Regions from separate parts of the Homo sapiens genome. Here all the other regions are linked to region 1. A link is a loop called in an ENCODE intact Hi-C map of the cell type or tissue named here. Cell type or tissue: heart right ventricle. All regions are shown on one strand. Region 1 holds the start of LOC124902410 (a long non-coding RNA gene). Region 2 overlaps CCNY (cyclin Y). Region 3 overlaps CCNY (cyclin Y).

Region 1 (8,000 bases):
TCACCCTGGTTGACTTCTGCCTGTGCCACAGTTCCTGGTGGGGGGTTCACAGTCCATTCCAGGTGAACAACCTTTGGTAAACCTGCGCTGAACCGCTACGGCGGAGTCTTTCCTGCAGATCATGTGCCTCTCTTCTGGATGCCTTTGCGTCTTCCAGGACAACAGAAGCTGAAACGGCTTCTATGCTGCTGGACTGTGAAACCCTGGACCTGGGGGCCACCCAGAAGTGACTGTGTCCGAGCTTGACCACTGGTAGTTGCGTGCCGTTGGGCAGGGTACTTAGCTTCCTTATTTCTCACTCAGGTACTGCCAGGATGAACGAGTACAAGATTCCCACCCACACACAGGAAAAGTAAAAGCAGTCAGGGAAATAAGCCATGTGTTCCTCTGGATTCGCCGCCTGTCACAGTACAGTATAGTGTTTTTCAAACTATGAGTTGGAACCTCCAGGAGATTATGAAATCCATTTAGAGGATCATGACTCATCTTTTTTAAAAAATGGAATGAAACAGAAAGTTCAGAATATAACATTATGAAATGCATAAAGACAAATATTGTTTCATGTGTGTTTACCAATAAGAAACCAACTGGATTCAAATATAAATTTTTTTTTTACTATAGGTCTTAGTTTAAAAATTGGCAAATCATGTATATAGCAGTAAAACATCAATATGGTTACTAGAAATATTGCCCAGCTATTTCAATATACAAAGAGCCTTAAAAAAGCCAGATTTTCTTTCACCTACTGATTAAGATTCTTAAAAGTTTCTAATCACTTGAAAGAAGTAATTTAAAGGAGTAAAAAATAAGCCTACCAAATGCTGCCCAACTTAGATATCCAATAAGCAGCTTTTGCTAACTCAAATATTAGTATCATGTATTAATACCTTGTCATACAGTAATTTTGTAGACTGCACCCAAAACTTTTGAGTCATTAGAATGCCTGCTAGGATTCTACCTTGCTGAGATGATCTGATGTTCAGAGGAGGCTTTAGACACAAAGATGTTCATTACCATATTGATTATAAAGGAAAAAGAAAACAACAACCTATATGTCTAGTAATAAAGGACTGAATAAGCGGAAAATTTCCCACATGAAAAATTATGTAGTGATCAAAAATAATAATCAATAGTTTTTATAAACAGTTCAATACATTTGTAATTGGAGAAATACTTCTGTTTATCATGCTAAGTGAAAAATATATAAATTTTATATACAGGACTAGCCACAATGGCTCACATCTGTAATCCCAGCACTTTGGGAGACCAAGGTGGGAAGACTCCTTAAGCCCAGAAGTTTGAGATCAGCCTAGGCAACAAAGCAAGACCCTATCTCTATGAAAAAATTAGTTGGACGCTGTGGCTGAGACAAGAGGAATGCTTGAGCCCAAGAGTTCCAAGTTACAGTGAACGATGATTGTGCCACTGCAGTCCAGCCTGGGCAACACAGCAAGATCCATCTCTAAAAATAAATAATATTTTTTTTAAAATGTTCTAGACAATGTCACCACAATTATATGTCATACAAATTTGGAGGGTATGGGTTTTATTGTTTTGGTGACAGTGGTTTTAGACAAACCCAGCTTTTAAAAAACAGAAGAAATGAGACATAAAAGGTCCACAGTAGTTCTCTTTGTAGGAGACAAGCACAATAGCTTTTTTCCATTTTTTTTTTTTTTTTTTTTTACTTTTCTATAATTTCCAAATTTTCTCTAACAGGTAAATTTTACATCCAAAATGAAGAGAATGATATAACCTTTCCTTTTAAGTATACTGACACATACAGTTTTTCAATTATCATTAAATTTCCAACCTCAAAGGACAAGAATTTTATTCTGAAATGGTGAGAACCTCAGCAGTCACTTAGAGGGAAAGGAAAAGGGGCTAGTATGAACACCATGAAATGGTAAAACAAACAATAAAAATTACACGAGTAAAGGTTAACTCTATTTACCTCTGAATAGGAATACTGTTTCATTCTAAGATAAGCAGGATTATGCTTGGTTTAAGAAAGACCAAACCCAGTATTATTACTGATCTGACAGGAACTAAGAAGCTGTTTGGACATCTGAGTAGGAGTTAAAAAGTTTGTATTTCATTTCTCATTTCTGTAGCATTTAATGACCTGAAAGTATATGCAGAGACCAACAAACAGTCTTAGTTATAGAACAAACTAGTAATTGCAGAAATCACTCCAATCACTTGAGCCTCAAGTGTGGAATGCAGTATAAACTACTGTCTGAAGACATCTTCAACATCACAGTCAACAACTGCAACTTCAATATGTAAAAATCATTATTTACTGTATGTTCTCTGGTACTCAACAGCAAAAAAGGCAGCACTTGCTCCCATATAAATTAATTCAGGTAGGAACAAGAAGAAAATTACTAAGCTAGTAAACAAAATATTAGTCTGACCTTGGCATACATTACTATTTGAACTATTAAAGAATAAAAAAAAAGTGTCATATTAAATACTTCACTATAACACAAAGTTGAAATGAAATTGTGAGTGAAGGAGACTGGCAGAGGACACTGCCAGGCCCAAAGTCACTGCCATTCAAGCCAGTGTGGAATGTGTGGCTCGCCTGGGTGACAGCAGCAGGACAGGCATGCCCTGACCGCTCCCCCTGCCCCTGCCATGCGTGGAGGTGAGGTGGTAATGACCTGCTGGGCTGCACTGTTGTAGAGGGTAAAAGACATGAACCCCGAGCCTGCCCTGGTTAACAGGCCCAGCCCCGTGTGGCCCAGGCACTATGGGGGACTGGCCTCAGGAGGCTCCTGGGCTTGTGGGTGTCCATTCTCAACCCGCCTGGTAACACTGTATTGTTGAGCCTAACCAGCTCTGTCTAGTGCCATACAGAATTGGCCCTCACAAAAGCACCAACAAAAGAGGAACCAAACCAACCAAAACCTGCTCAGAAGTGCTCTGGGTTTCACTCACTCAGCATAGCCTTCAGGCCATACTCAGATATCAAAATAAGCCTTCTGTTCATCACCAACTTTCCAGTCATTTTAAGACGACATGGAAAATGACCCACCCATTCTGGTCAGAGGCACTTGGTAACATTTACAAGTGCCCAAGTATACATGAAGAAAGCTACAGATAATACAGCAAGTTCTGCTCACCAAGCAAAACAACTACACCCAGGCAGTATCAGTCCATGACGGTGCAAATCCCATTTCTTCTTTCCTTCTCTGACTCTTAACTTGTTTTTGTAAAAAAGGGGGAAGAAGTGGGAGAAGATGATTTCACAATTTATATAAACACACATGCTAATTCTGGGTCTTCTTGAAGTACTTATCAGTAGTTCCTTCTCTGATGGGAAATACACATTTATTCTGCCTAACACTCTTCAAAAAATACTAATTTGCATTAGGTATAAAATGTATTTGTTTTAAAGGTACAATAAATAGATAAAGTTTTAAAAACCAAAGAAATTTGAGATCATGGGCACAAAAAACATGCTTCATAAACCAACAAAATAGAGTTTAATTCTAAAACCAAAGGACCTTAAAGCTGAGCCCCACACCCCTTCTTTTAAACAGTCCCAGAGGAAGTAGCTGCTCCAAAGTCACAGGTGCTGGTGACAGGAAGGCTCCCAGCCCACTGCTCCATCACTGTCATTCTCCAAAACAGAGGACAGAGAGAAAGTGAAAAAATTATGTCAAAAATATCTCCCACCGAATTTAAATAAATAGGCATTTCTTATTAAGAAATACTGATACACAAAAGGTAAAAGAGAAAGAAAAAAAAAAAAGAAAAATCTCCTGGTAATACTGGCCTCCCCAAGTGCCCCATGTCCAACATTCAGAAATAAAGATGTAGCTCCACAATGATGGGAACCCGCAAGATGCCCTTCCCAATGTGCCAGCAGCCTCAGAACCACAACCTTTCCATCAGAAGAAACGCTTTATCCCCACTTGGCTGTCAGCTCAAGAAGCTGACAACTCCCAGGCTGTCCCTTAGCAATCAAGCTCTCAGCCCAGAAAACTCCAAAGAGCCTCTAATGCCATCTCCCAACTTCCAAAACCATCCCAGGGAGCACACATCCCCAGCACAATGTCCTACATCCTCCACACACTGCTAAAACCCAGGATGCCACTGCCCTGCAAGGCCTGGTGTTTTAATCTTAACCTCCACCCTCTCCCTGTAAGTCACCAAAAGGACTCCCTGCTCTCAAAGTTGAGCAGCCCTTTTCTGAGCCTCATCTCCTACCTTCCCAACTCACTCCCTGACATCCCAACCCTGTAAATTCTTCCACCCACCAAGACCACAAAGCCCGATTCCACCACCTCTCTGCCACCCCTCCCCCTGCTACATCCTTGCTTTCTTCTCTACCCGACTCAGAGCCACAGCCTTGTAGTCATATTGGCTCCCTGGTGCTCTCACGTGCCACCACGTTCCTCTGCCCTCCAAAGCGCTTTCTGGCAAATCCCAGAGCTGATTAAATCTAACTCCCCATCTCCTCTGCCCCAAGCAGCTGTACACAGCTGGAGGAGATGCAGAATCCTGCTGACTGGTCCCACCGTAAACTCTTGACACCCTACTCAGGTAGGCCCTGAGTGGTGCGAGATAGCATCATTGGAAAGGCCCTTTTTGTCTCTCCCCCAACCTCCAACACTCCCTGGCACTCTCAACTTACTGTCCGTTCAGCTGAGAAGACAGAGGCCAGGAGAAGCACTGCAGCCTTCTTGCCTCCATTGTGCTCACCCTGCCATCTCTGCTCCCTGCACCTCTCTGACCTGTGGTCCCTAAAAAGGTACCTCCCTGGGGCCGGCCCCCCTACTCGGCAATGGATCCCTGCCCCTCCCACCCTCTCTCTCCTGCATCATGCATTTCCCATCAGCACAGGCACGCGTAGTAATTACTCTCATTCCAAAAACCGAACTACAGCTCTCAACCAGCCTCCCCCTCTGCAGCCTTCCCTCTATTTCTTTGCTTCCTGTTCAGCCAGGCTCCTGCGTGCTCCAGTTCCTCCTCCCTGTTCTCTCTGGAACCCTGCCCAGTAGGGCCATTGCTCCCACCCCCAACTCTCCAGCTCTTACCAAGGCCACTGCTAATTCAATGGCCACATCTCAGTCCTTATCTTACTAGAGATGCCCACTTTCTCCTCAAAATGTCTCCCTCGCTGACTGCCGGGACCATCTCTCTCTCTTCACCCCCCTCCCTGCCCCTATCTCTGCCCCTCCTCAGCTCCTTCTCACACACACCTCTGCTGCTTCCTTGTCCCTTCCCTCCTCGCTGCGTGGTGACCTCAGCCACAAGACTGTAATGAATACCCTCAGTATGCCAATGGTTCCCATGCTATTATCTCCAGCACTGACTCCACTGAACTCCCATGCTGCCCGTTCAGCTCCCCTGTTGACTAACATGTAAATCAAAATCAACAGGCTCAAGACCTGTTCCTTCCAGTCTACATCAGTCACTAAGGAGCAACTCCACCCTTCAAGGCCTGCACTCATCCTCCACCCTCGCTATTCCCACCCAATGCAGCCAACCAGCAAATCCCCTGACCTTGCCCCTTGACATGCCTCAGGGTCTAACCCACACTGCACCCCCTGGGGATACTCCATTGTCCATTCTCTCCATAGTTGCCACAGGAATCCTGCCAAAACTGCATTAGGAGCACGTCTGCTCAAACTCCACATTGGCCCCCATTCTAGAGTGCAAAGTACTCACAGTGGCTACAGGACTGGACATGCCCTGCCCCTGCTGCCTCTCTGACCACTCCCCTCCATCCCCCACACTCCCTCTGCCCCTCAAACCCACCAGGCGCATGCCCACTCTGCTGGGAAGGCTCCTTCCCCAAGGAGTCACATGGTTCAGCTCTCATATCCTTCAGGTATCTGAAGGATGTCACCTTACCTAACAGTAACACCATAACATCCCTTTATATAAGCACTGTCCTAATACCTAACACATAGTAGTTACATGGCAGGCACCATTTTAAGAATTTTACACATGCCAATTTATTTAGTACAACTCATATAATAATAATATTACCCTCATGTTACCTATGAGGAAAGAGACATAGAGAAATTAAAGGGCTTGCCAAAGTCACACGGCAAGTAATGGGAATTCGCATTCCAACTCAGGCAGCCTGGCTCCAGAATTTCTGCTACACCGGCCCTACCCATGTCCCCACCCTTAACTTCCTGCTTTGTTTTCTCTCCGGTCTGCTTTGTTCGTGACTGCCCTGGGGCCCCAGATGGTGTCCAACAGAGAGCAGGTACTTGGCCATTACTTGTTGAATGAGTTAAAGAACGATTCAATCACACTGAGCCACCTGTTCCCCTCCAAAGCTGTCATCAATCTGCTGCTGTACAGAAGTCACCAGATCACAATTAAAATGCGAGCCGCTGGTTCCCACAGTGAAGGCGGTCTCCTTCACTGGCTGGAGGATGAGACAGTGACCTGGTGCCAGCTGAGCCAAGGAGCACCAGAACAAGTGGCCTTTCTGATAGCTGAAAACGAATGAGGAGCTACACCATGAACGGCAAAGCACAGCCTCAAACACCTTCATCACGGGAAATGCCAGGGGCAGGCCTACATTTTTTGGTTAAAAGCATATCTTTTGTTTTCCTGCCTGTTATGCCTTTATCAAACTATCTGTGGTTTACAGCCACGTGTTTCAAATTCCAGACCAAGCACAAACATCCGACCTGTGCCAAACAGACTCAGCAAGCCAGAGAACAGAAATCACAGGAAGCCAAGAAACTCCCCAAAGTGTCAGACATGCCCATTATTTCTGGCATTTCATGGCAGAAATGCTACCCTTGGGTTATTACTTATAAATATTTCAAGCTACTGCAATGACACTGCTACTAAACAACACCTCAAACCTCTTGAAATCTTAGAAATTAAGATTGTATTTATATTATTTTAGGGTTTAGCAAGTTTTTCTTAAGAAATGGAAACGTGCAGGTAAAATCAAGAAGTGTGAGAAATGACAGAGATAATGATGATGATGGTCATAATCACCCCACTGTCTCAAGACCACAGTGGTGTTTCCCCATCATCTGCCCCTAAATATAAATAAAAATTGCTCTCTGGCTTACCACGTTATCGCTAGTAAAGCCTCCTGTCTTTTTGAAACATGATTACATTTGAAAGTCCTGCTTACAAAGCCACGTGTTAAACTATGGTTTTTCTAGAATTCAAACTAAACCAGCTTTCTTAGATGGAGTCTCGCTCTGTCACACAGGCTGGAGTGCGGTGGCACGATCTCAGCTCACTGCAAGCTCCGCCTCCCGGGTTCACGCCATTCTCCTGCCTCAGCCTCCTGAGTAGCTGAGACTACAGGCGCCCGCCACCACATCCGGCTAATTTTTTGTACTTTTAGTAGAGACGGGGTTTCACCGTATTAGCCAGGATGGTCTCGATCTCCTGACCTCATGATCCACCCGCCTCAGCCTCCCAAAGTACTGGGATTACAGGCATGAGCCACTGTGCCCAGACCTAAACCACCTTTCTTTAACCTACATGGTAACTATATGTTTTCCAAAATCTGTATAATCAATTTATCTAAAAATTACATTAGAAATTAGGAGACACTAATTTTTAAATCTAGAACTTATCTCGACATGCAATTTTGAAACTGTCAGGAATGAAGAGACAAATTGCTTATTACACTTCCGCTGGAGAACAACGAACAGCCCTGGGATGGTACCCAGAGGGCCATCAGCCCCACAGATCCCACAAGGGGCAAGAGGAGCAACCCAGCACTGTCAGTCTCTGCTCCATCCAGGATCCAGTGAGCCAGTGACAAGGCAGGGTTGGCAACAAGAAGATCATCACTAACCACAAAGACCCTGGCAAAGGGAAGCTGCTCATGAAACACAAACTGGATATGACAGCTTATTACAATTCCTGTCCATGAGTTCATGTCCAAATTCACACTATCCCTGGCAAATCTACACTACCACACTTTTACTAAAAGCAGGGACAGGACAAAGGAACAATTTCTTGCACACAAATGCATTCTGGAGGTCAGTTAA
Region 2 (8,000 bases), 71 kb after region 1:
CTAAGTTTCATACGCTGAATATTGATTCAACGTCATTATTCTAAGCACTGTTATCCATTTACAGTCACCCCTAGGTCATCTGCAGGTGACTGGTATTTGGACAAACACCAAAATCTGTGCATGCTCAAGTCTCCCCATCGGAGCTGTAGAACCCACAGATACAGAAAAAGGCAGTTCTTGGTCACGCAGGTTTTGCATCCCGAAATATTGCGTTTTCGATCCATGTTCAATTGAAAACAATCCACATATAAGTGGACTAATGTGGCTCAGACCCAAGGTGTTCAGGGTCAGCTGTGTAGTACTAAGGGTACACAGAGTGTAGTATGGTTGACTCTCTACTGGTCATGAGTATATCACAGCAGCAGTTTGTTTGTTTGTTTTTTACCTTTTGGATTTTATTTTCACTAAGTTAATCATAATAATAACAACAATTATAATTACTGAGCTCTTAAATGTACTGTCTCCCATAGTTTTCACAACAACCTTATGAGAAAAGTACTGCTGTTATTTTTCCCATTTTGAGGAAATGAAGAAGCCGGCCATGCAAGTTTAAGTAACTTGCCCTAAGTCAGTGTCTCAAGCTCAGCACTACTGGACAACTGGGCCCGGTAATTCTTTACTGGAGGGGTAGAGGGGCTGTCCTGTGTACCACAGGACAGTTAGCAGGAGTCATGTCTTTACCCACAAGATGCCAATAGCAGCCCCCATCCAGTGGTGATAACTAAAATGTCTCCAGACCTTGCCAAATGTGCCCTGGGGGCAAAATCAATGGAGAAGCACTGTTCTAAGTGATGCTGGAGATGAGAGTCAAGAAGCCAGGGTTCTGGCTGAGGTCTTACCACTGCAAAGGCGCCACGGCCCCCTCCCAAGAGAAGGCATCAAGCCCCCTTTGCATGCTCCAAGCAAAGGAGCCGGCAGGAGCTCTTGCCTCTGTCGCACACACAGTCTGTCAGCACTGCAGACAGGCCTGAAGCTTGACAAATATCAAAGTGAGACAAAGCTGTACCAAGTGCCAGCAATTTCAGACACAGAGTAATCCTTCAGTACAAGTAATGCCCTGTGTAACTTTCTTCCTATCCTAACGGTTCCAGTTGCACATATGAAAGATTCTCAATCTCCTCACTTAAAAACGAATCACAGAAAAAGCCTTCGCCTACAACGGCATATCTAACACATTAGACACCCAGGAAGGAATATTTTTTAACACACCCTCCATGTATGAAAAAAATTATTTTCAGTAATAGTTATGTAAAAATCAGTAACTATTATTTTCTTGATTTGTTCTTTAGTTTTAAAACAACTGTCTTAAATGTGATAAGTTTTAATTTTACAGATATTATTTTTGCACTTACCAAGCAAAAATATTACACCTCATGGTTTGCATTCTGTTTCACTGTTGTAATTTTTAAGGACTCTTGGACAAAAACTCCAAGTGATCAAACAGAGTGACAATTATAGTCATCAGTAACACTATCATTTATTTCAAATCTACTGTTTAAAAACAGATATACGTAATACTACAGAGTTAAATACACAAGACTGTCCTAAGCAAGCTTTCTGAACAATTCTAAAGTCTTAAGAAGTTACTCTGGAAATGAATGCAAGCAGCTGAATCCCCATGTGTTTAGGGCTAATCTGACACCAGGAGTGTCAGATTTAACCTCCATGTTGCATACAGTATTTCTTTTTTTTTTTTTTTTTGAGACGGAGTCTCACTCTGTCACCCAGGCTGGAGTGCAATGGCACAATCTCAGCTCACCGCAACCTCCACCTCCCGGGTTCAAGCAATTCTCCTGTCCCAGCCCACCCCCTCCAGTAGCTGGGATTACAGGCACGTGCCACCACATCCAGATAATTTTTTGTATTTTTAGTAGAGACGGGGTTTCACCATGTTGGCCCGGCTGGTCTCAAATTCCTGACCTCAGGTGATCCACCCGCCTCGGCCTCCCAAAGTGCTGGGATTACAGGCATGAGCCATGGCGCTCGGCCTACAGTATCTATTAAAGGCTAAGTACTCAAGAAGTACTCACTTGAAGCTTACGTATCTATTATTAAAACTCAATAAAGCAATTATTTAGAACACCAACAAAAGATTTTGGGGGAAAGAATATCACCGACATTGTTTAGAACTGCAGGCAAAATTCTAGACATTTAGACTTTACAGGCAGACTTCTGGATGCTTTTATTACTGTTATTAAATCCTCCACAGACAATGCACCCCTCATCACCAGCACTGGAGCAGACCACTCCCACCACCCCAGCCTTGGGATGCCGCTGTCTGCCTATCAGAGTTAAAATGGTACTCGGACGCTTCAAGCCCAGAAAGTCAGTTGCAAAAGAATCAAAAGAATAAAGGAAAGAGAAAAGCCACAGAAAATCACAATAAAAGAAACAACGAAGGAGTGAGATCTCTTGGTTCCACTTCTAGCCTGACCTCAGCTGACCGTGTATGTCAGGCAAACTTTAAAACTTCTCCAGGCAGTGCAGCAGAGAGGGTGAAGTCACAGGCGGCTGGCTGCGGACTGGGAGACCCCAGGCAAGGTTCTTAATCTCTCTGGGCCTGTCAGTTTTCTCATCTTCAAGAGAGGAAATATATTTGTATCTAACCCCAAAAGGCTATTGGGAGGTGATAAAAGTAAAGCATGTGAAGTGCTCTATATGTGATAGTTGTACCTGGGCAATATCTTAAAATTACTAAATCTGGGTGAAATATAGAGACTCATCGTACTATTATCTTTAATTCTGTATAGTTTTGAAACTTTCTGAAATAAATGTTTGAAGTTAGTTATTATCAGGTTCCTTAAATACAACACGTAAGAGAAATAATCACCTCCAAGGTCTCTTTGGGCTTTAAAACTCTCTGATACATTCCACACTGGAAGGATAGGATTCCCAGGTGGAAATCAGGAGTGGGAGAGAAAGGGAAAGACATTAGAGAAATAAGCTGTGACCACCAGTCACCTCCTCAAGTAATCACTGCATAATCAATGTTTCACACATAAATGCTTCAATGATTGGACCCTGAGCTGACTCCAAGCATTCATTACAAAATACAAACCAAAATGGGAGCAGCACTTCCAGATCCAAGCCCTCGAGGATCTAAGACTGGTACCTGGCAGCCTCCTTAACCCAGTATCTGTTGGAGTTCAAGTCCTACTCGCTTCCAAAACAACATCTTCCAAGTGTAACCTAACCAATATCTGGGACAGTGTTCCAAGTCCAAACGTTCGAAACACAAAGTAGTCCTCCCATACAAACTGTTGACTAGTTCACATTTTTTTACTGCGCTGAGTGGAATGCTTCATATGACAGCCTGGGACTGATGAGTACTAAAATTCCTGGAGATGACAGCTATGTTTCTCCTCCTTGTGTGGTAAAGTGGGATTTCAAAGCCTCCAATAGACGGCTCCATCATCTGTTGGCCCAGCTAAGTTTCCTCCCAACAACTCTCAGGGTAAAAGGAAAGAAGGGGTAGGGGGTGGATAAAGGCAAAGGCAAGCACGAGAGAATTCTCAGTAAAAGAAAGCAACATCCCTGCATTCAGGGCCTTCCTGCACCACATTATCTTCTTTTCCCACAAGCTTCGCTTTGTTCTCAATAGGCCAACATTCTAAATCAGCTGAAACACATCACTTCGTCACCAGGAGGAAATGTGGAGTTCCAGGATATGCAGAGCTGTGATCATGCAGACTTCAGCTAAGTCAACAAGTTCTGCCAGTAGCTCACTCAATCACTTCCCTCGCTGGTTCTAAGTCTTGAATTTAGAATCAAATTGCTACTTGCTAGATCCCTTGAGAAAAGATGTCATTTCCTGTAATACAGAGTCTGGCTCCATTTCTGACATCTGACTGCTGTTTTCAGGCCCCACCGCTCCCCACCTTCCCCTTCTGCCCCCATCTGGGCAAGCTGATAAGAAAGCCTGGGGCCCCCTCCTTTGGCACTTGCAGGAAGTTCAAACCATCCAGGTCCAGGGGGGCAGGGAAGGAAGCCTTCGACCAGCCCCAACCCCTAATCATGTAAAAGCCAAGCCAGTCTCCTTTCCCTGCTCTCTCAAGACACTTTTGGACCCGAGAGCCTGCCTGCTCTCCCCCAAAAGCTTTACTATGTGAATAATTCACCTTTTCTTACTCTCTTGGTACATCGTGAGGTCTCATCAGGCTGACACGTGAACCAAACTTTGTGTGGGTCCATCCCACCTCTGTACAGTGGCAACAGCATTTCCCAAAGTAAAAGACCCTGCATACTCCTTTCAACCTTCATCCAAAAATGCATTGGTGCATCAACTCCACCAATGTCTCCCTTGACTCTGGCCATGAGAAACCTCTGTCTCAGCTTCTCACCAATAAAGCAAGCCTAGTGCAGTTGCAAACAAACCAGCATAAGTTAGGAAGCAGAGGCTCAGGACAGGTACCCATTCCACCCCTAACTAACCAGATGACTCTAGACAATTCCACTGCCATTTCTGGGTCTCATTTCCCTCACCTACTAAAGAAGTGTAACAGTACACCCTCTGTGCCTAACTAGTAAGATCATGGTAAGGATCGAACGGGGCAGGATGTGGAACAGCACTCTGCAAGCCATCCTGACTCACACATATTCTAACTCCCCCAGCACGTCCCGGGCTTCATCTCCCTCGCCCAACACTCAGCTCTGCTCTTCTACTGTCCTTCTAGCTCCGTGCTCAAACAGAAAAACCCTCCTAACTTTTCTCAACACACATACACCCCACCCTAGCCAAAAAAGCAACCACCGAGGGCTCCGGTAACCTCTTCTAGGAAGTCACCCATATAGACAACTTAGCACCAGCACTCTATTCTCACAAATTCTCCCAAAAAATCCTTTTTTCTTTTATATTGTAAAACAGTCAAGATCACACCCGCTGAAGCCAACCAAAAAGACACAGGCTCTCATCACACAGAAGTCAGAATTCTGGAAAACTCGTATCTACCACCATGAGCTTGAAAGCTTCCCAATAATTAAGACTTCTGAGGAGGTCAGGGATGATATTAGCAAATGTGATTTTAGACAGAATAATGAAATGAGTCAATATTTGGAAGATCTGCATAAATTAGTGAACCAATACTTTCCCAAATGACAAAGCATGATGACACAAAATCTTGCATGTGGTAAAAGGTCCATTTAAAGTATAAGACAGATCAATAAACTTTAACATAAATGATTTCAGATTCCACAGTGCAACTAACCTTTAATAAATTACCATTTGTCACATTTTGAGGTAGTGTCAAAGAATATCCATGTTATCTTAAAAGTCCATAAAACAATACTCCTTTCTTTTCCAATCACATCTGTGTAAGGCTGAATTTTCTTCACATACTTTCACAAAGCAACATAGCACAAAAGACTGACACAGAAGCACATATGATGTTCTTGCTGCCTCCTACTAACCAGACATTAAAGATATAATAGAAATGTAAGGTAATGCTACTCTTCTTACTTAATTTTTTGTTTTGAAGATTTTTTAAAATAAAAATGTATGTTAACATATAATGGTTACATTATAATGTTATTTTTTAAATTAGTATATTTTTATTACAAGTTTTAATTTCTAATATGATATCTACAGACATAAAAATTCTTCTCTACAATTTCCATTATTGAGTTGTAATTCACATGCCATCAAATTCACCACTTAAATAGGTACAGTCATGCTTCCTTAATGACAGGGATATGTTCTGAGAAATGTATTGTTAGGTAATTTTGTTGCTGTGCAAACGTCATAGAGTGTACTTACACAAACCTAGATAGTCATAGCCTACTTCACACTTGGTTATATAGGACAGCCGGTTGTTCATAGGCTACAAATCTGTACAACATGTTAATGCCCTGAATATTATGGGCAATCGTAACACAATGCTAAGTACTTGTGTATCTAAATATAGAAAAGGTACAGTAAACATATGGTATAAAAGATTAAAAATGGTACACCTGCATAGGGTACCAATCATGCATGGAGCTTGCAGGACTGGAAGTTGCTCTAGGTCAGTCAGCAAGTGAGTGCTGAGTCAATGTGAAGGCTGAGGACATTACTGTACACTACTGTCAACTGTATAAACACTGTACACTTAGGCTACACTAAATATATATTTTTTTAAAAAGTAATTATACTATGACATTACGGCAACACTCAGCGATAGGAATTTTTCAGTTCCATTATAATCTTATGGGACCACCATTGCATATGCAGTCAATCCTTGACCAAAACATCATTATGTGGTGCCTAACTGTACAATTCAGTGGTTTTTAGTACATTCACAAAGTTGTACAATCATCACTGCTATGTAATTCCAAAACATTTTCATCACCCTAAAAAGAAACCCCAAACCCTTTAGCAGTCACTCCCATCCTCTTCTCCCCCCATCTCTGGCAACTACTAACCTACTTCCTGTCTCTATTAGATTTCCCTGTTCTGGACATTTCATATACGTGAAATCGTAATATATGTGGCTTTTTATGACTGGCTTCTTTCACCTACCATAATGTTTTAAAGGTTCACCCATGTTGTATCAGGTATCATTACTTCCCTCCTTTTAACGGCTAAATAATACAGGCTGAGCATCCCTCATCTGAAATGCTTAGGACCAGAAATGTTCTGGATTAAAGGCTTTTTCGGATTTGGGAACATATGCATTATATGCTTATCAGCTGGCCATCCCTAATACAAAAATCCAAAATCTGAAATGCTCCAATGAGTGTCTCCTTTGAGCATCATGTTGGCACTCAAAGTTTTAGATTTTGGAGCATTTCTGATTTTGGATTTTCAGATTAGGAATGCTCAACCTGTATCCCATTGTATGGATATACCACATTTTGTTTATCCATTCATCCACTGATGGACATTTGAGTTGTCTTCACCTTTTGCCTATCACCAATAATGCTGTGTACATTTGTGTATACATTTTGTATAAACATGTTTTCAGTTATCTTCGGCATACACCTAAGAGTGGCACTGCTGCGTCATACGGTAACTTCATGTTTAACTTTTTGATGAACTATCAAACTGTTTTCCTCAGTGGCTGCACCATTTTATACCAGCAATGTATGAGAGTTTCAATAATTTTTAACACTATACATGGTGTCCTGTGACCAAAAAGTTTAATAACTGCTGTGCCAGGTTGAGGGATGCTGAGATAAAAGTCTCCTTCCGTATGAGGTCATCATGTGCTACAGGAGCTCAGGCTTAGAGACAGAATACCTGAGCCACGACCCCTCAGAGCTTCCAAGGCACGGTACAGGGAATGACTTTACTGCACCCAGCCCACCCCAGGTATGAGCAGTCCTCCTTTCGGTGTCTTCCACTGGTGCCTGGGGCTCTCAAGCCACAATGCCCACCACTCTATTCTCACCCTTTTTTACTTCTCACCTCAGTGTGTCTTCTCTCCCTCTTGCTTCTGCTGAGCTCCTTCCACACACCTGTCAGGTCATCACGCCTTCGCCTCCTTTCCCTTCCTGATGCTAAGAACCTGCTTCACCTATAGACACAATTTCTCTCAACTCCTTGTAGGTTTTGTGCTGCTCCAGAATCCCAAGGGTAGACCCTCTGTGAGTGAGGTTTGCAATATTTATTACATCTGTGAGGCAGCAAAAACTAAGACTTCCCTATACTGAAAGCAAGCCTCTGGTGACTTCTGGAGAGAACAGTTTTCCTGAACTTCAGTACCCCACAAAATTCAAACAAGATGACTCAATACTTAGAACATTTCCCCATAACCTGTGAATATATTACCTCATATAGCAAATGGGAATTAAGGCTGCAGATGGAATTAAAGCTGCTAATCTGCTGGCTTCAAGGTAGAGAGATGAGCCCAGATTTTCCAGGTGGACCCAACATAATCACAAGGATCCTAAAAAGGGAGGCAGGAGAGCCAGAGAGAGAAGATGTGAGAACTCCATCTACCACTGCTGGCTTTAAAGATGGAGGAAGGGCCTGAAGCCAAGGAATGTGAGCAACTTCTAGAAGCAAGGAAAAGGCAAGAAAATAG
Region 3 (8,000 bases), 46 kb before region 1:
CTATGCACAGCATGGAGGCAGAGGGATTACATTTTACCTGACTCCAAGGAAGAATCCACATGAAAACCATAGCAAAACAAACAGGATGGTCTGGCTGGAAGCTCTGGGTTTTAACTTCCTGGCATACATACATACATATATAGAGCGTGTGCATGCACATGTGTGAATTAAATTAATTCATACTAAACTATTATACATGTAGCCAAGGATGGGGATATGATGATAATTCTATGGTGATTTCCCACTGACTGAAGGGACCCGGAAACCCTTTCTACATGGGCCACAGAACTGACAGGGTTCCCACTACATTCTGAGATGACACTTAACCCTTCTCAGAGCAACCCAGTGATAGGTTTGTGCAAAAGAGACACAAGTCTCCCAACTGTGGGAACCACCACCCATACTAAGGTCACCTCAACACCCTACATCAGCCCCTGCCTTCAGCAAATGAAAGATATCCATGCCTCAAAAAATACCAGCACTTCCTATATGGGTACTATTGAGAAGATTAGGAATTATTCACGTGTAGAAGTAATGGCTGAGATGCATAACCTTCAATAGTTCTGACTATAAGTCCGACCAAGAAAGCTGATATGGTTTGGCTGTGTCCCCACCCAAATCTCATCTTGAATTCCCACATGTTGTGGGAGGGACCTGGTGGAAGGTAATTGAATCATGGGGGCAGGTCTTTCCCATGCTGTTCTCATGATAGTGATAAGTCTCATGAGATCTGATGATTGTAAAAACAGGAGTTTCTCTGCACAAGCCCTCTTCTCTTCTCTGCCGCGATGTGAGACGTGCCTGAGATACCTTCCACCATGACTGTGACGCCTCCCCAGCTACGTGGAACTGTAAGTCCCTTAAACCTCTTTTGTAAACTGCCCAGTCTGGGGTATATCTTTATCAGCAGTGTGAAAACATACTAATACAAAAGCTTTCAAACAAACAAAAAAAAAACTACAGCAGACACAGAAGAATATTATAAACACATATGCCATTTTTGTCCACCACCTACAAGGATCAATCTCAGGGAGGAATCAGGCTATTTTCATGAACTCCAACTGGCTGCAATCAGAATGGTGAAGAAAAACGAAAGTTCACTAAGACTATTACAGAACACCTGAGGATAAGCTATCTGAATCTATTACAGAATCTCTCAGGCATTCACTGCTTCTATGCAAATGAACACCTACACACTACCCTATTTCCTCAGAGCAACCTGGGGCTCCTGGGGCCTGAATCAGGTGCCACTTTCCTGTATGGTTTTGTAATGCTCCTCCTAACATAAGAGGGTCTTTGGCAGATGAAGTCTGCACAGTTTCTGAGAAGATTTTCCACACATGCATCTCTATGGCCGACTTGCTTCTGGAGCGTCTTCCGCGCCCCCAAACCAACAACCTGTCCCTACCCAGATGGGAAGAATGCCTGATATCCACGTTAGACCATGTGACCCATTACTCTGACCATCCTGCCTGGATTGGGGGGTAACTTTACCCTCTCTGGGCTAACTCCTTCTCCTGGGAATCTGGAGTTGGGACATACTCAAAGGGCTCTGCTCAACCTTAACTGAGGGTATGATGTGTAAACTTCAGACTGGGGTGGGACTCCGCTGTGCAGGAAAGAGTGAAGCAGCAGATCTGACAGCCATCCTTAAAGGGCCTGTTGCAAGGCTGGCCCTTGGCTGGTATCTGGGAACTTGGATTTAGGAGGGTTCCTTCCCATCATTTCCTAACTGGTAGGAGTGGCTCACTGTGCCTAAGCTGTCTGCACAAACAATATGCTCTATGCCGCACACAGTATGGTTTATTTCCTTCTGGGAGTCTGGAACTTTGGTACTTAACAGGCAGAGCCTTCTTACATGAGTGGTCCTCCATAAAAATCCTGGGTGCTGGGTCTCTACCCAGGAGTTTCCCTGGCTGACAACATTCCACAGGTGTTTTCACAACTCATTTGTGAATGGGGGGATAAAGTGCAACCTGTGTGGCTCCATGGGAGAGGACTCGCCCTGTGCACCTCTTCCCTGTACTGAGTTTGCCTCATGTGCTTGCACTGTAATAAGTTACAGTCATGAGTGTGACTGTATTTTGTGTCTTATGATTCCTGGACCCCCATAAAGCAGTGGTGTCCCTCTGCCATGCAGAGAAACACGGCAGAGGGAGATGGGCAGAAGGCAGGTGCTGCCTTAGTCCTAACAGCTTTTAGTACCCAGTTCCACCAATTCATGAGCTGTCTGAGATACCCTCAGTGCCCTTAAAATTAATTACTCCTTTTCCCCTAAGCTAGCAGGAGCACAACCAAGACATTACCATAGGGGGAATAAGATAAGTAGAATTTTTTTTTTTTTTTTTTTTTTTGAGACGGAGTCTCGCTCTGTAATCCAGGCTGGAGGGAAGTGAGCTGACTCACTCCACCTCCCAGGTTCAAGCAATTCTCCTGCCTCTCCTGCCTAAGTAGCTGAGAGTACAGGGGTGCACCACCACATCCAGCTAATTTTTTGTATTTTTTAGTAGAGACAGGGTTTTGCCATGTTGGCCAGGCTGGTCTCGAACTCCTCACCTCAAGTGATCCACCTGCCTCGGCCTCCCAAAGCGCTGGGATTACAGGCGTGAACCACCACACCCAGTGATAAGCAGAATATTTTACAGTGGTGTATCACCTGAAAAGACTGACAGAATTGCCCAAATCTAAATCTGTCTTTAAAATAAATTTGAAACCACTGAGGCTGATGTGGGTACAGCTCTGAAATTCAAAATGCTTTAGCTATTTTATGTAATGGTATAAGCAATATGCCAACTCATTTCTAATAGGTGGTTTTAGTCATCTTTAACACTTCAATATTTTTGGTTACTATAACAATCAATCAAAATCTCTGGAGTTTTCTGAGTTAATGTCTAACTGAATTAACTAATAATTATGTTTTGCTTCTTTAGAGAAAACAGGCAATAAATTGATATGGATCATAAATTTTTTCTTTCCTGGGAGAGGAATAACAGCAATCTCCTTTGACACAATCTATGATAGTTAAGAGGATTTTTAATTGGCTACAGTGACAGTCCATAAAGATGTAAACAGAAAATGGACCAGAGGCTTTAAAAATAAGCCATCTAAAATCAGCAAAAACAATACAGTTGGCATTAAAAGTCTTCTCCTGATAAAATGGGGAGTGAAGAGAGTAAAAGGCAGTGTTTGCAATCTGAGGGACAAACAAAATTACACTTAAGTTGCTATGGGACACTCTCTTGCCACAATGTCACACAAGTGACTCTTTAAAATACAACTTTCAACCTAGTGTGTGATTATTAATGAGGATTTGTTAACAATCTAAACACCATTTCAGCTGATTCCTGTCATAGGTAGGCATTTAAAAGATTACCTTGGTTTCTCCTCTTCCATTTCCAATTTTTTTCTTTTTTAGAGATGAGATCTCACTATGTCGCCCAGGCTGGTATTGAACTCCTGAGCTCAAGCAATCCTCCTGTCTCAGCACCCCCCAAAGTTTTGGGATTACAGGTATGAGCCACCGCACCTGACTCTCCTCTTCCATTTCTAAAATAGACCGACCTTCCAATGGCAAGTGTTAGCCACCACCAAGCCATAGGATGCTGGTACTAAAAAGGTCCTAAGATACCTAAGATACTCTTTCTTTGGCAAACTAGGGAAGAGCCCAAGCAGGCCAAGGAAGGGAAGGCCCAGAAGAAGAAGAGAGGAGACCGCGTGTAGGACCCCTTCCTCTATACATCCGCCCTCCAACAAGAACATCACTGGTGTGCACAGGCATCCTTGGCATCTGCATAAAACGAGTCCCATTTAAAAACAGAATGACAATTAGAACCAGGTATGAATAGAGCTGTGCTATTCTACAAAGAAAATTTACTTAACTGATTAACTACTCTGGATGTGAAGGACTGGCAGGCCACACAAGAGGCAGGCTTCAACTAAAGAATGACAGAATTTTGTTTGGATATACGAAGCTGATTGCTGAGATAGCTCCAATGCAGATCACAAAGATCTGGTTGAAAAGAAAAGGTTTCATTTCCCTTTCCTTTTTCCTGTGGGTAGCACAGATCAGGCCTTGAACAATAAAATTAAAAGTTTACTATTAACTTTTCTTATAGTAAATTTGAGATGACCACACAGTTCCTACAGTTTTCAATAATTCAGTGAATTCACTCACTCACTCACTCACTCACTCAATTCAAAACAACTGTTGAGCCCCTGTTCAGAATGCACATGGAGGCTCCTGCCCTGCTGAGCTCCTGCCCTGACAGGGAAGTCGTCATGAACACAAACGGCCAGGACACAAAGTGCACTGTAGCAGGAACATCACCCACACTTTGGAGCCCAGAACAAAGCATCCTGGTGTGGCCATTTCCCCCCAAGGCACACCTCCTGTGCTGCAGGAAGGGAGCTTCCAATTAGACCTCTGGCCTGCTCTGAACTGTCCAGGACCTGCTCTTATTTCGAAATCTGGGCACAGAGGAACGTGACATTCTGTGCATTCAAAGTGAAATCTAAATAAGCAAAGCCAATGAAACAAAAATGAAAAGACATAGAAACATTTCTAAGATGTTGAGGGCACAGCCAGTCATGGAGAGGAGAAAATTCCAGGGAAGAGAATAGGAAGTAGACGAAGGAAGAACATAAGGAGAAAACTATTCAAAGAACAAATATCCACCTAAGCTGCCAACACACTTGAGAGGTTTTCTGTTTCTCACAGAGAATATCTAAGGCCAAAGGATTTCTTCAGAAGCACAGAAACTTCAGCTAAGTGGCATCCATTTAAAACTTTCTGCTAATCAGAAAAGAAATGCATGCTTATTGCAGAAAATTTGGAAAATACAGAGCCATATAAAGAAGAAAATGCAACTGCAAATAAAAATTAAAAGCTTGCTTGGAAAACACAGAGATACATAAAACATACACACACACAGAGTATCCTTATCACCCCTTATCTGAAATGCGTGGGTCCAGAAGTATTGTGGATTTAGGATATTTTTTATCAGATTTTGAAATTCTGCATTATTTGAGCATCCCAAATCCAAAAATGTGAAATCCAAAATGCTCCAATGAGTATTTCCTTTGAACATCAGGTTGGTGCTCAGTAAGTTGCAGATCCATCTTGGAGCATTTCAGATTTCAAATTTTTGAATTTGAGAGGCCCAACCTGTTTAATCCAACAATCCAGAGACAATCACTATTAATATTCTGATGTGTATCCTTTGAGTCTCTTTTGTGCGCATATATACAAAGCAAGCATGATGTGTACTTTTGCATATGAATGTATTTGTATATAAGTATGTGCAAGTATACATGTGCTCATATATGAACATGCCAACAGAAATATGCCCATTTTTCTATTGGTGTGTTAGCATTTTGACTGATTGTATAATAATTCTTTAATACATAAAGGCATTAATCCTTTTTCCTATAGATTGTGATATTTCCATCACTGATGATTTCATTGTTAGATGCATTTGGACATGAGTTTTCATTTTTAGGCAACTTCCTTCATTGCTTCTACAAACTTACATGCCCCTTCCCCATTCTGACACTAAATATTCACGTATACTATTTCTAGATGATTATGATTGTATTTGTTACATTTACTCTACCACTAGTCAATCCATCAGAAATCTATCCTGACACATGGTGGAGGTGACGTTATCATTTTATTTTTTAAGTGAGACTTAAAGTGCTGTGTATTCTAATATAATGAGCTGCTATCAAATGCTGGCTGATATAATTTCAGACCTGGCCTCTTTCTGGTTTGCTTCCAAGGTGTGTTGAAGCAACTCTTTCTTTAAAAAAAAAAAATCTTTATTTTTTTGTAGAAATGGGGGGGGGGGTCTCACTATGCTGTCCAGGCTGGTCTTGAACTCCTGGGCTCAAGCAATCCTCCCCACTCAGCCTCCCAAAATGCTGGGATTACAGGAGTGAGCCACTGTGCCTAACCTGGAAGCAACTCTAAGATGTGGGGGTCCACGATCTATCTTTATCAAGGAAAACACAGAAAAAGATGGGACTGGGCACAGCAGTGCACAGAAGCCACCCTCTACTCTTGTCCTGGTATCCATCCCTTCTCCTCCTGGTCAGGCCCAGTGTTCTGGTGCAAGGTGTCACAGTCAGCACAGAGGAGCTGTCAGCACAGACAAGCTAGAAGATGGCACAGACCCAAGTCAGGGAAGAAACTCAATCCAGCTGAGCAAATGAGAACCTACACTCTAGGGTAAGGATTATATTTACTGAGAACTTGTGTTGTCTTACGTACAGGGCTCGGTGCTTTGATGGATTATGCATTTAGTCCTCCTGACAATCTCACAAAGAGGTACTAACTCCATTTTACAGTGATAAAATTGAGATTGAGGGAAATCATGTGGAAATGGATCATATGCACCAAGATTATGTGGAGAGTGTTGGATCTAAGCCTCCAGTTCAGGCAGTCTGATTCCAGAGGATCGCTATCTTCAGGCAATCATTCCAAGGCATTAACTATTCTTACATGGTGACTGCATCAGATTATCCTGAAATTCAGCTGCCTCCCTAGATGTCACGGGGCAGCCAGCCAAAAACATAAGCCACGTAAGGTAAGCTATAAACATGGTAAGCTATGAAAAGTATTTACAAGGTTATCAGTCTGTGCCAACTGAAGGGGAAATGCAGGTGCTCAGAGTTTTTAAAAAGAGAATTGAAAAGTAAGTTTATGGCTACCAGCAGGCCACAGGTGCTGTCTAACAGTAGGACAAGGCTGTGGTAGACGGGGCATCAAACTCCCCCCAGCCTGGGGGAATTATCCCTGCTAACCTCTATTCTGGATCTGTGCTCACTGAGCAATGTTCTGACTGGGAACAGCGCAGGTCAGGAGAGAGGATATGATAAAAGGTACGGAGAAAACTGACATTCTGGGTCTAAATGATTTCATCTGAGTTTGTACTATATCAGCAGCTTTCTCCACACTGGAAAGCCCAAGGGATGAAATACTGGAGTCAGGTGATGCACCCAAGAAAAGTGAGCCACGGCACCCAAAGAGCGCCTCTGACTTACAGGGCGAGGCCTGGCCAAGAAACCTGATACCTGCCCTCCCCCCCCCATGCACCTCAAGAGAAGACTGCAGAGGGGAGAGGGGAGAGCTGGCCTGAGGGTGGCACGGTCATGCTGAGTTCTGACCCGGAATAGGAAAGCCCAAATACACCACCTGAGCCTAAAAAAACCTACATCCTCCTGTCCCTAAATAATGGATGTGTCGTTTTCTAACAAAGCTAGGGAAGGTAGGAGAAGGTAAAGCTGCAACACAAAACAGAAAGCCACTACTCAGGGAAGACTGCCACCGTGCCACGGCAAGTCTGCCCAGGGTGGGTCATGATGCCCTGCCTTCATTCCTTCATTCCCCTATGCTTGTGAGTTTCTTCTATGTGCTAGCCACTGCAGAGACTGCGGAATGTGAAAGGCACAGTTCCTATCCATGAGCAAGATGCAATCCAGCAGATAAACAGAAAGCTATTTATTTCTATACCACAAAAATAATCACCTCCACACAGAGGAATATGCAAACTGCACTGAACGTAATGCCACTGATTTTCTGATAAACCATTACTCTATGTGTCACTAAGAAAGAAAAAAAAAATGCTGCCAATTAAATTTTGGCAAGTCACTGACTGTGCTGATTTCAGAGGTGTTCCAGCCAAGGAAAGGTGTCTATCACAATCAATGGAATGAAGAGAAACAGGGAAGCATCACCTATGAGGCAGCCATTGGGCCAGCATGGACAGAGGGCAGGTGCTGCGGGCAGAGCATGCCACAGATGATGGCCTCTCAGGCCTGGAGGGGAGGGGACCCACAAGAAGGGTGAAAAGGGCTCTGTGTGTGTGCTGGTGTCTCACTGTTCCAGTGGTGAGGAGACAGACGGTCAGGCAGGGAGGGGCCTAAGAGAAGCTCCACTTGCAGACAGGTGGAAGAAAGGTTTGAGAGAGGACATGATGGAGGCAGGAGACTGGGAAGGGGCT

Evidence for each region. Hi-C counts contacts between places; a loop is a spot of excess contacts. Peaks named below come from ENCODE experiments on the same cell type or tissue, not always from the same donor. Only the 100,000 strongest peaks of a DNase experiment are listed, where the experiment ranks them.
Region 2: it touches region 1 in a loop (2.6-fold over the local background); 16 of 110 quality-filtered maps call a loop at or near these places.
Region 3: a loop joins it to region 1, with 2.7 times the contacts of the local background. A loop is called at or near these places in 7 of 110 quality-filtered maps.

Annotation. Positions count from the first base shown.
Region 1 is chr10:35,446,457-35,454,456 of GRCh38, reverse strand. All of the region lies in intron 1 of CCNY (cyclin Y), which reads right to left. LOC124902410 (a long non-coding RNA gene) reads left to right here and starts at 7,469. Exons shown (of 2, transcript XR_007062112.1): 1 at 7,469-8,000. RefSeq lists a silencer at 2,869-2,998 and an enhancer at 5,758-6,428. In heart right ventricle, no CTCF peak of the experiment used is centred here; DNase peaks (open chromatin) are centred at 268, 4,976 and 6,198; H3K4me3 peaks cover 893 bases; H3K27ac peaks cover 8,000 bases.
Region 2 is chr10:35,375,267-35,383,266 of GRCh38, reverse strand. The region is part of intron 1 of CCNY (cyclin Y); the gene reads right to left. Among named protein-coding and RNA genes, the nearest start is that of CCNY, 43 kb to the right of the region's middle. RefSeq lists a silencer at 3,572-3,866. In heart right ventricle, CTCF peaks have their summits at 3,663 and 3,912 (motif pointing left); DNase peaks (open chromatin) are centred at 3,735 and 3,909; H3K4me3 peaks cover 953 bases; H3K27ac peaks cover 6,062 bases.
Region 3 is chr10:35,492,081-35,500,080 of GRCh38, reverse strand. All of the region lies in intron 2 of CCNY (cyclin Y), which reads right to left. Among named protein-coding and RNA genes, the nearest start is that of GJD4, 110 kb to the left of the region's middle. RefSeq lists enhancers at 1,291-1,440, 4,440-4,489. In heart right ventricle, no CTCF peak of the experiment used is centred here; a DNase peak (open chromatin) is centred at 4,360; H3K27ac peaks cover 2,133 bases.